Linked DNA regions of Homo sapiens: all the other regions are linked to region 1. A link is a contact called in ENCODE Hi-C or POLR2A ChIA-PET data. All regions are on one chromosome and are shown on one strand. The core of a region is the stretch at or near the end of the contact, and the rest is flanking DNA. Distances in the headings are between cores, read along the strand shown. Region 1 overlaps MYO16 (myosin XVI). Region 2 overlaps IRS2 (insulin receptor substrate 2). Region 3 has its middle 61 kb from the start of LINC00676.

Region 1 (3,867 bases), core at 353-2,852:
ATGGCTATATTCTAAAGGAACCACACACCCTGAAGTTTCATGTCTCAACCTATATTCATCCATTGGCCTGCAGTGTCTATTACCCTGACTTCTGCACCTAGAGAGCTCCATCCACCCATCATCCGCCTCTAACATTCCTCTTGCCCTTCTGCCAGCTCTGGTTGCAAGGCCCTCAGATTCTCTCAGGCATTTACCTCTTTCTTCTTCTGGCTGCAGAAAATGCCGTGTGTGCACATCTCCTGCAGCGGCTCCTCACTTTTCCCACGTCACTGACATTTTGGGAGGATCCGATAAAGCTTATGAAGCCTCTGCCCAAACAAGTGGCATGTATACCATGGGGGCTCATGGGCCACTTGGAGCTCAACTACGAATCCACGAGTGGTTTATGGCCCTCAGGTTAGAAATTCTCTCCTCTTTGGAATTTCTTTCACTGAAAGTGGATGCACCTTCTGTCTCTTATATGGTCTGTGAGAGGGCAGAGGCAATGCCAGATTTGTTTATCAGTGTTTTGGATTTCCAGTAGCAATCCCTGTGCTTACATTAAGTACATGCTTATTGGATGACTGTAAGGGAATTAGCTCCACAAGTTAGTGCAAGTCTGGTTTATAGGCCTCCTGCTTGCACAATTTCCCTGTATGAATTATTGGGCATTTATATAGAGAAAGCGCTACAAGTTGTGAGAAAAATGTCACAAACATTCACAACAAATCCTTAGGCATTAAAAATATATATTTCTAATTAATATAGGGAACAAAGAGCTTTGTGCTCTTAACATAGATAAATTTGGTTACTGATACATTTATTAACATTGAAAGTTCATTTCGAAGTGTAGATGAACACAGTATTATTTCTACTAGACATTTAGGGGATTAAAAACAATGAAATATATAGCTGCAAGTCTCAGGCACAAGCACTCTTGGCTACTACAGAGAGGCAAAGAAATTAGAAAAAAAATCCTTTTCTTCCAAAGAGACATATTCTCTTCTTGTCAAGCCCAGGTCTATTAACATGGCAAAGGAAGAAACTTCACACAGCTCCTGCTTGCTTAATGTCCACTTAGTGATAAATGGAGACCCCCCTTCTCTGGGGGTGTTAATCTAGTTTCCCCAAAGGACTTACTCGTTTGGAAAATGAGGAAAATTATGCATTGATTTAAAATGGTTCTGGAATGCAGAGGAGCGCCCCACTTTGTATGAGACAAGAATTCAGACAGTCACAGATCATCAGCAGAAGAGCACCTCAGTAAATTATCTTCCACACTTTTTCTAATTTTCATGAGCACTCCCACCCCCAACTCCCCACACACAAATAAATCACTGTGGGGAGAAATCATCAAGGGGAGTGAAAAAGATTTAACTGCTTCAGACAGGATAAAACACTACAAGACCCGCACATAGGCAAGAAGCCTGGGGGATGCTAAGCTCTGCATCCCATTATGGGATGTCAAGATTTGCATAAGGCAGACTAATGTCTCATACTTCAGTCTCGTTTCGATGTGTCAGAGAATAAATGACGATAATGTTGGAACTTCTGTTTCAAACATCAGGAGCAGAGAATAGCAATTTGCACACACCGTCCTGGAGCACATCCCAGGTTTCCATGAGTAATTCAGGGGCATTTGAGTCATTGTAAAGCATCCTGCATCTTGTCGCTAAACAATGAATGGGTAACTGCACTTGATTTGGCATAGAAACATCTGAAACCCATATGATATTGACTTAGGATGCAATTGCGTGTCTTTGAATTTTGATCTTTCATAGTTAGTTCTACCTGATATAATATTTAGAATCTTTTTTTTTTTTCTGTAGTAGAAGGGGCTGTCTGCAAGTGTTCCCTTGGAGAAATTTGCAGAGTCACATTGCTTGGTGGAATGCTAGCCCAAGAATTATTTTGTTTGTGTCGTGAAAAATGACGCCCTGGCTTCGAGAATCAGGCTTTTGTCATGAATAGCAGCTTCATGCTCGTGAAGACTGAAATGGATTGATTGGTTTGAGTACTTATTAAAATGCCTTAAGAATAAATGTTTTTTTCTTCTTAAAGAACATCTATGATAAAATATTTATAAATATTTAAATATATATTATTTAAATGGTTTGACATTGGTTTTCTTTTTTCTCTTTCTTTTTTTCTTTCTCTTTTTCTCTTTCTCTCTTTCTTTCTTTCTCTCTTCTTTCTTTCTTTCTGGGCAGTGTATTGCTCTGTGGTCTAACCTGGAGTGTAGTGGAGCAACCACGGCCACTGTAGCCTCCACTTCCCAGGCTCAAGCGATCTGCCCACCTCAGCCTCTCAAGTAGCTGGGACCGCAGGCACATGCCACCATGCCTGGCTATTTTATTATCATTATTGTTTTTTTTGTAGAGACAAGGCCTGGTTAGCTACTTTGCCAGGGCTAGTCCTGAACACCTGGGCTCAAGCGATCCTTCCACCTCAACCTCCCAAAGGGCTTGGATTATAGGCATGAACCACCATGCCTGGCTGATTTGACATTGGGATGCACTTAAAAATGATCCAGTGCCAGAGGAGGGAAATGGGCAGGAGTAGAGATGAAATAGGATGGGCCACAGAGAAGGTTCATTAATCTATTCTTTATACTTTTGTCTATGTTTGAAATTTTCCATAAGGAAAACTTGAAAAACAATTATTTTGTAAACAAATGGCCCTATGGAATAAAAGTATATTGTAAAAAAATTGTTTATAAAATACTCTCACTCCAAACTCATAATGTTCTTATTCAGAATATTTATGTAATCAAATAAAATATTTGAAATTAATAGTGACTTCCATTTAGCTTATGTGATCCTTATTAAGTAAAAATGCCACAAGAGCTAGTTCTATCAAATAGATTTGTATGTCAAACTGCTCTTTTATAGGTAAATTTTACCTCAAACAACTATTTAATAGCCACCTACTATATGCAAAGAAATACTGTACATTACAGCTTTTTTGTTGACATCATTTTTAGTACCTGTTTATAACTTATAAGCTAAGGATGCACTGTATCAGAATGTAATAAAACTGAATTTTTAAAAAATATTTTGAGTCTGATTTTCGTTAATTCGGCCTGGCTGTCTTCCACTTTCTTCTCCAGATTTCTGAGATGTACTGCATTTTTTGTCAAGACCCTGTCTTCCTGATCTTTTTCAGTGAGTAGAGAATAACATGCTCATGTGATTTCACTTTATTCTGGATAAACTCAACCAGACGCTGAGATGCCATTCAGAGCAATGGAGCACCCTAGTGGCCTAAAGGAGCCAAGGACTCTCATTCACCATTTGAATCGGGTCTCATAGTTTTTGAAACCAAGCAACTAGAAATAATTAGCATAATAATATTAGCCACATCATCACATGAGATGGAAAAAAATGTTGTGAATTAATGGGATCTTTATGTCTAGAATGGAACAGACAATTAAACATTTAGTCAATATTAATTTTAAGGGCCAAGTAGCCTAGACACTGTATCCCAGAATTATACATACCCATCATCAGTATAAAGTTCATTTGGCATTCTTGAGTTTATGGGAAAATTCTCTTCAACTAAACTCTTATGACTATTACTCGTTGCCCCTCAGTGAACAAATATTAATTTTAAAAGACTTTTTTTTTTTCTGTCTCTTTTTCTCTTGCTGTCTGAGCAGCATTGCATAGGTAGCTAGGGGAAGAGACTCTAGAGACAGAGTTACTGCACTCAAGTCATTCTCTGTCCCGCACGAGCACAGCAGCTTTGAGCAAGTAGATTAATCTCCCTGTGCCCCAGTTTTTCCACCTGTAAAATGGAGATAAGTGGAGAAGATGCCTTATAGTGTTGTGAGAATTAGATGACTCAGACAATGCCTGGCACAGTAAGCACTACAATTCCTTGCTGCAA
Region 2 (3,867 bases), core at 543-3,042, 620 kb before region 1:
CAGGGGAGTCAGAGCCAAGGTGGATGAGGCTGGGATATCTACATGCTTGGTGGGGAGTTGGAGTCAGGGTGGATGAGGCTGGGATATCTACATGCTTGGTGGGGAGTCGGAGCCAGGGTGGATGAGGCTGGGATATCTACATGTTTGGTGGGGAGTTGGAGTCAGGGTGGATGAGGCTGGGATATCTACATGCTTGGTGGGGAGTCGGAGCCAGGGTGGATGAGGCTGGGATATCTACATGCTTGGTGGGGAGTTGGAGCCAAGGTGGATGAGGCTGGGATATCTACATGCTTGGTGGGGAGTCGGAGTCAGGGTGGATGAGGCTGGGATATCTACATGCTTGGTGGGGAGTCGGAGCCAGGGTGGATGAGGCTGGGATATCTACATGCTTGGTGGGGAGTCGGAGTCAGGGTGGTTGAGGCTGGGATATCTACATGCTTGGTGGGGAGTCGGAGTCAGGGTGGTTGAGGCTGGGATATCTACATGCTTGGTGGGGAGTTGGAGTCAGGGTGGATGAGGCTGGGATATCTACATGCTTGGTGGGGAGTCGGAGCCAGGGTGGATGAGGCTGGGATATCTACATGTTTGGTGGGGAGTTGGAGTCAGGGTGGATGAGGCTGGGATATCTACATGCTTGGTGGGGAGTCGGAGTCAGGGTGGTTGAGGCTGGGATATCTACATGCTTGGTGGGGAGTCGGAGCCAAGGTGGATGAGGCTGGGATATCTACATGCTTGGTGGGGAGTTGGAGTCAGGGTGGATGAGGCTGGGATATCTACATGCTTGGTGGGGAGTCGGAGCCAGGGTGGATGAGGCTGGGATATCTACATGCTTGGTGGGGAGTCGGAGCCAGGGTGGATGAGGCTGGGATATCTACATGCTTGGTGGGGAGGAGGAGCCAAGGTGGATGAGGCTGGGATATCTACATGCTTGGTGGGGAGTTGGAGCCAAGGTGGATGAGGCTGGGATATCTACATGCTTGGTGGGGAGTTGGAGTCAGGGTGGATGAGGCTGGGATATCTACATGCTTGGTGGGGAGTCGGAGTCAGGGTGGTTGAGGCTGGGATATCTACATGCTTGGTGGGGAGGAGGAGCCAAAGTGGATGAGGCTGGGATATCTACATGCTTGGTGGGGAGTTGGAGCCAAGGTGGAGGAGGCTGGGATATCTACATGCTTGGTGGGGAGTTGGAGTCAGGGTGGATGAGGCTGGGATATCTACATGCTTGGTGGGGAGTTGGATCCAAGGTGGATGAGGCTGGGATATCTACATGCTTGGTGGGGAGTTGGAGTCAGGGTGGTTGAGGCTGGGATATCTACATGCTTGGTGGGGAGTTGGAGTCAGGGTGGATGAGGCTGGGATATCTACATGCTTGGTGGGGAGTTGGAGTCAGGGTGGTTGAGGCTGGGATATCTACATGCTTGTTGGGGAAGAGGAGCCAAAGATGTGGATTTCCTCTGTCTCCACATCCTTGGGCAAGGACTGGTGATCAGCTGCTGCTGTCTTATTTTATTTGCTTCTCCAGTAAATGAACTTTATATAGTTGGTAGCTTGGCGTTTTCCATTTTGCATTACTGAAATTTCAATAAATAGTGCTTTAGTTAGATGTAAATCTCTGTCATTTGTGGCAGAGGAACTTAAATGTCGGCCTGCATTTTAGGGCACCTTTTTGTATAGAGCAGAGAGAAGGGAAGTGCTGTCCCCCAGTGGCCTGGACCAGGCGGAGCCCAGCCTGTTGATGATGCATTGTGTGTGCTTGGCATGTGTGACGTGGCAAGGGATTCATGTTCTCTGTGGGCAGCTGCCTGAGTAGTAGACATGTGAGGCCCCTTCCCGGGCATTTTGTCCTGTCCTCAGGACATGAAGAAAGCAGCTAGGCAAAGGCACTCTTTGCAGCTTTAAATGGCCTAGAGTTACCCCCAGAAAAACAATTCTACTTCTGTTCCACTTCTGTCCAATTAAAACAAGTTTGTTCATTTTATTTTAGGAGCAATTTGCCATTGTTTTTGTGCATTCGGCAGTTGTTTATTTGCTGCTTGCAGTTGTGGTTGTTCGTGGTATCATTCACGAATACAATTTTGAACGAGGAAGAGCTGTGATGACAAATGCACTAAGAGACACCACTGTGGCTCTCCACAAATTAGCCAGAACATAAGGGTGGGAGGAGCCTGTCTTTCCCTGGCAGCACAGGGCTGCCTGGTCTTAAGAAGTCTGTAGTTGAGAACACAGCATGTGGTTACATGTATACATTATTTGAAGGTGCACAAAGCAAAGGGAAGCCAACCACAAAATGCCAGTTGTGCTAGTAGCATGTGCTTCTTTATGAATGAAAGAACATACGCATTTTTGGTATTAATTATTTATATATTTTATACATGAAATCTCATTTGACAGGTTCCCTGTGACTCCACTGGGGAATTCAGGGTGGGAGAGGTAGTGCCCCCATCTTCATAAGAGGGAGCAGACTTAGAGACATAGCTGTAGAGATTACACAGCTGGTAAGAAGTGGTTCCTAGATGCTAGCCCTGGGGACCCGGCTCTGGTGTGGCGACAGCGCCTTTCACACCTGTATCCTGAGAGTCGTGGGAATGGCATGTAGTTTAAAGTACAGAGATGGGGGCATGGAGTCATTCCTAGGCTCCCAGGGAAGAGCAGGATGTTTTTGATATGGCCGATTAGGAAGAATGGGCACTTTGATCTCTGCAAAGAGAGCCTGCGCTTCAGTGACTAAGTAGGATTTGACCCTTCAACCTTGACTCTAGTAGATGGCTCAGTTAAAGGCTACGTGGTGATTCTTAGGAGGCTTTTAAATTAGATAGATGGATTTGTCCCTGGAGAGACAAAGCTGAAATCCTATATCACATAGATGTTATAGACCGAGGAGGGGGGATTTACCTACAGTTATTTAAGCTTTTAAAGTAGAAAAAAGGTCCAGTTGAAATGATATATAACAACAGGCTATCTGGAGATGGATATATTGTGAATAAATAATTATTCTACATTCTCTTAATTTGGCAGCAAAAATATAATTAGGTTTTATAATTTCTGATATAAACAATATAAACATTGTTATGGTGTACATAAAATTTTTTTAGATTAGTAAGAAAACCATACGTATAAACATGTGTTAAGTCTGAGGAAAGAATTACGTCGTTCATTGGCTATTTGCGATTTTAATGCACCTTATATCACTTGGCCCAAATACTCTTAGGGCAGAAGCATAATGCTTACATTCACATTCTCAAATGACCCAAGAAAGAGAAAAGATTTGGACCCTTAATGAGTTGTAGATCTCATATATAAACCTTTACTTCTGTTAAAGGAAGAATGCTAGTGTAGGATGTATTTAGCAATGATTAGATTTATTGAGCACTTTTGTGTTATGCATGAAAAATCAAATAGAATAGCGGTAGCTAAGAGAAATTCATTCCAAAAGTGTGCTGGCTTCATAAATGATTTTGTGATGTGTGTCCTCTTTTTCAGTAGGGTCTGTAACAGGATAGTGTGGTTTTTAGTAGATAGTATTGCATTTCTAAAGTACGTAAGCTTGCAGATAATTTTCAAAGGGATATCAATTAGTTTCCCAGTATAACACACAGATGGAAATATATGGTGTTTTTCTGACAAATTTGCCTGTTTTTCTTCGCATTGTCTTCCTTAGTAAAGGTTGCCATGTTCATGTGCTCCTTGAAGGATTAACAAACATTCTGTGAAAGGTCAGGTAGTAAAGAGTTTAGGTTCATTGCCATGCAGTCTCTGTCACAGCTGCTCCACTCTGCTTATGGTGTGAAAGCAGCCATATGTAAATGCGTGAGCACGGCTGTGCCCAAATAAAACTTTATTTGCAGAGACAGGCAAGCCAGATCTGGC
Region 3 (3,867 bases), core at 944-3,443, 520 kb before region 1:
AGACCCACATCTCCAGGGAGTGACAGGAACAGAAAATCAGCCAAGCTACTGTGACCCAGTCGTTCAGCAAATGTCGGAGCGTTGCAATGCCTGCCCCCACCCTACCCCAGAGCAAGGCTGGGCACCTGAACACTGTGTGGGGTACTCTGCGTCTGTGCTCTGGGGAAGGGGGCTGTGAAATTCACCTGGAGATCTGTTTTAAGACCTGCGCTTTCGAAATGCTCTCAAACTCTTTTATCAAGACAGTACAGCTTGGACAAATGTCCACAATAGAGAAGCAGTGACATCCCTTGGACCTCCGGGAACAGCAGCCCTGTCTGTCTCTGAACGGGCCTTCCTCCCTCAGGCTCCTCTCACCCCTCGGGGCTGCCCTCAGGGGAGGATGGCCTCACCCAGTGAAGGTTAACTGGGCCCTTTGTTTGCAAATGGCAGGACAGGAGCTGGTGCTAGCTGATCATGAGGCTTTTTACAGCATCAAAGTGCTGCAGTTTACTAAGAAATCAGGAAAGCATATTCCAAAACAGGGTTGTCTTCTAGGAAGGAACAGAGAGGACTCTGCCTTTCTACTTTCAGGCATCCAGCCCTGTATGCTCCACCAGGGTATCTGTGAGGAGAGGCAGCGTGAGCAGGCCCAGTGGAAGCAGGGATGGAGAAGGAGGGGTCTCCCATAACTCACTGCAGATGCTGAGTATAATTAAAATGTGAATTACATGTGTCTAACATGGTAAAGAGGCTCAGGTAACTGAGCGAGGTTTTCTCCTTGAAGGTAGAAATGTCTGTGTAAGGAGGTCATTCCACCTTTTGGGCTACCTTTAAATGAGTGTTTTTGAAGTGGTATTCTTTAAAAAAAATTTTTTTAAATGCAATCTGTCCTTGTTCTCTTTAAAGCAAATATCTACAGAGATGTTTATCACATTATCATACCTCTGGTTGGAAACAATATTTTTGACTTGATGGATTTTATATTTTCACTATTAGAAGCTACTCCTTTATTCCCAAGTATAAAATTCTAGCTTCAAAGTAAATGCTTGGCCAATCAACACCAAATAAGGCAGGAAAAAAAAAAAAAAAACGCAGAAAACTCACAAAGCCTCAGATTATAAGGGGCCTAGTCAGGTTTCAGAAACTCTAGTCCAAACAGGCATTCCTAACCTAGCCCAGGCAGCTCTTACCTCAGGCACTTAGCAACGCGCAGGCCTTTTGAATTTGCTTAAAACTATTAAGAAGTAATTAAGTAGTTAGAGGGTCTTTTTCAGCCCTGAGGTCCAGGAGGTGGGCTAAATGAAAGAAAACAAGCGCAATCGCTCAGCCTTGTCTTCCTTCTAGCTGACCTTGCACGCTAATAAATTCATCCTGTATTTTTCTGCTACTGCCAATTTATGGCCTACAGGAAACTAATCTTGTACAATAACTACCTTCCTGTACTTAGTTCCTAAATAGAGCCAAATGGATTTGGTGGCGGAAGAGCTCCCCAGCACTTCCTGTGAGGCAGTTGCTGAGCCCAGCAAGATCTGATAGAGGCTTGATGCGCTTATCGACTCTGACGATATAATTATGTTCTTGTTTTGGCTGCCCTGCACTTAAGCACAGAAAATAAAAAAGCAATCCTCTGTACAACGCCTACCACAATGATTTAAACTTCAAACTGGAGGGTAAGATGTGTATTTGAAACAAGCCACGTAGGCACAGTTATGGTGAATTTAGGGAGTGAAACACACAGGTGATCAATATTTCACTGGAGTCTTTGATATAAAATATATATCTGCTCTGTGATTTCAAAATATTCACAAAGGAGTAAATTTTTTAATGAGCTAATGAAAGAACTGTGTTTTCATTTCAAACGGGAAGAGAGGGAGAAAGAGAGAGAGAATAGAAATATAGAGCCATTTCTTCAGTAATAGTTTACAACCAGTTTGCCACAGGCTTGGATTAAAGTAAGGAAAGGCTGTCAAAACGCAGGGTAACCTGTGTGATATCTTTTCAGACCCTCAAATAGCTCAAATACTACGCTGGGAAAACTCAGAGTTTGTCCTTTAAAGAACCTGAAAGTGTTTAATCTTTGATAAGTGCAGGCTCCTCAGGCTTTGCCGCTTCCCCACACCGGATTTGCCTGCCACTCACCCATACCGATCTGATGACTTCATGTGGACACGGATCGGTCCCGTATGACAGCGTCTTCTTCCTGTGCTCATTTATTCTAGAACTATAGCAAAGCTGCTAATGCAAAGGGAAGCCTTCTACAAAAAGGATGAAGAAATCACCCTGACCAAGAGACCGAAGCAAAGATGAAAGGAAGGCATAAATAATCGCAGCTCGGGTCCGATGAGACTTATTGCTGGGGCTTTCAGACCTAGAGAGGTAGCAGGGGCGGGGTGGGGGTGCCTGTACGCGGGGGCGGGGTGTCCCACCCAGTTGACCTGGATTAGAGCCCATGGGGCTGCATTCCGGGCTTCCGTGTTTCCCAAAGTTATGTGGTGGCGGGGGGCCTGGCTGTTAAGGATCTGGGGATGTGGTTACCTATGGCCTCTGAGGGTGACACCAGCTGTCCAGCACTGTGAAATCAAACAATGGTAGTGGGCCAGAAAGATGGCTTAGCTTCCTCCTGAGTATGAGCAAGTTTCCGTAACTGTGAATCATCCTTCCCCAACCATAAAAGTGGGCATATTAATACCTGTCTTGTAAGAATCCTGTGAAGATCAGGGATAACAAATGCAACTTAATAAAAGTAACCTGTTATGTGTTGGCTGGTGATGCCATAAATGTATTTTGTAAAATCTTTATAATGGTGACTAACCAATATATTATTATTAATAGCAATAGGAGTATTGTCTGATTCAAAGGGCGCATTTAGATTGTGGTAATTCTGTGTGTGGCTGGATGGGAGACTGGAGGGGGCTGGAGGTTTTAGGATGAGTGGGACAGGGATTATTAGAAGTGGCTAATAAAGAGATCAAAGAAGTAACTTTGTTCCTAATTTTTAAAATCATCATTCTACCTCACTCTCCTAAAAGTGATGAGGATCATAATATTTATGCCTTACGTTTATACAGGACTTTATACTTGAATATCCCTTTTACATCTCTGGTCCGTTTTAGAAATTTGAGCCTAAACATGGGAAGCAGAAAAAAAGTCAATGTGGAAAAGCACTGTGCCCATCCCAGTTTGGCCAGAATGATTTCAGATTGTTATCAAGAAAGGGAATAGCGGCAGCATGGTTTGGTTTTCCTCTCTCAAGAGGACTGGACACAGGGAAGGAACAGGAAAAAACCTCCTGAGCAAAGCAAGGTTCCAGAACAGACTAGTTCAAAGCCTACACATGGTTAGTGCTCCGTGGAGGTGCCAGCTCACGGTTGGTGCACCGTGGAGGTGCCAGCTCATGCTTAGTGCACCGTGGAGGTGCCAGCTCACGGTTAGTGCACCGTGGAGGTGCCAGCTCACGCTTAGTGCACCGTGGAGGTGCCAGCTCACGCTTAGTGCACCGTGGAGGTGCTGACTCATGGTTCGCGCACAGCAGAGGCTCTGCGTTTTGGGATTCGTCTGTTCTAATTGTAGCCTTTCACTTACTGCCCTAAGACTGGCATGGAAACTATGTCTTTGAGTGATGAAAGGGCATCCGGTGTGTGGAAGCTCCTTGCAGAGTTTCTCCATATTGTCTCCTTGATAGAATGTAGCTTACTGCTGGCTTGCTTTGCACATGGCAGTCACTCGGTGCATGCTGGTGGAATAATTGAATGGAAGCTCCAGGGCCATCACCTGCACACAGTCCCCCGGAGGCCCTTTCTTCTCTCATATCTCAGCTTCCCACTGCTCAGCTTGATGTCAGGGAGACATCCTTGGTCTCCAGGAGGTGAGAGGGAACAGAACACT

Evidence for each region. Hi-C counts contacts between places; a loop is a spot of excess contacts on that map. ChIA-PET counts read pairs that join two places held with the same protein, here RNA polymerase II (POLR2A). Pooled maps may share reads with other maps.
Region 2: a map of mammary epithelial cell shows a loop between it and region 1 (5-fold over the local background). The contact joins two enhancer-like sites. A Hi-C loop is called at or near these places in 9 of 168 maps with a recorded cell type or tissue (A673, GM23248, PC-3 and 5 more), 1 of 37 single-sample maps with no recorded cell type and 3 of 50 pooled maps. POLR2A ChIA-PET finds 5 or more read pairs at or near these places in 2 of 52 experiments (HEK293 and MCF 10A).
Region 3: a map of endothelial cell of umbilical vein shows a loop between it and region 1 (2.3-fold over the local background). The contact joins two enhancer-like sites. A Hi-C loop is called at or near these places in 2 of 168 maps with a recorded cell type or tissue (A673 and endothelial cell of umbilical vein) and 1 of 50 pooled maps. POLR2A ChIA-PET finds 5 or more read pairs at or near these places in 1 of 52 experiments (A673).

What each region holds. Positions count from the first base shown.
Region 1 is chr13:109,145,111-109,148,977 of GRCh38, reverse strand. The region is part of intron 32 of MYO16 (myosin XVI); the gene reads right to left. LOC105370356 (a long non-coding RNA gene) reads left to right here. Exons shown (of 5, transcript XR_931717.3): 4 at 217-396; 5 at 1,809-2,021. Among named protein-coding and RNA genes, the nearest start is that of MYO16-AS1, 20 kb to the left of the region's middle. Within about 2 kb of position 1,602, at least 4 of the 41 ENCODE cell types and tissues checked have a DNase peak (open chromatin) inside an H3K27ac peak, as active enhancers do; they include A673, where a contact is called at or near this core.
Region 2 is chr13:109,762,961-109,766,827 of GRCh38, reverse strand. The region is part of intron 1 of IRS2 (insulin receptor substrate 2); the gene reads left to right. Among named protein-coding and RNA genes, the nearest start is that of IRS2, 22 kb to the left of the region's middle. Within about 2 kb of position 1,792, at least 4 of the 41 ENCODE cell types and tissues checked have a DNase peak (open chromatin) inside an H3K27ac peak, as active enhancers do; they include A673, where a contact is called at or near this core.
Region 3 is chr13:109,665,522-109,669,388 of GRCh38, reverse strand. No RefSeq gene overlaps it. Among named protein-coding and RNA genes, the nearest start is that of LINC00676, 61 kb to the left of the region's middle. RefSeq lists an enhancer at 2,647-3,846. Within about 2 kb of position 2,193, at least 4 of the 41 ENCODE cell types and tissues checked have a DNase peak (open chromatin) inside an H3K27ac peak, as active enhancers do; they include A673, where a contact is called at or near this core.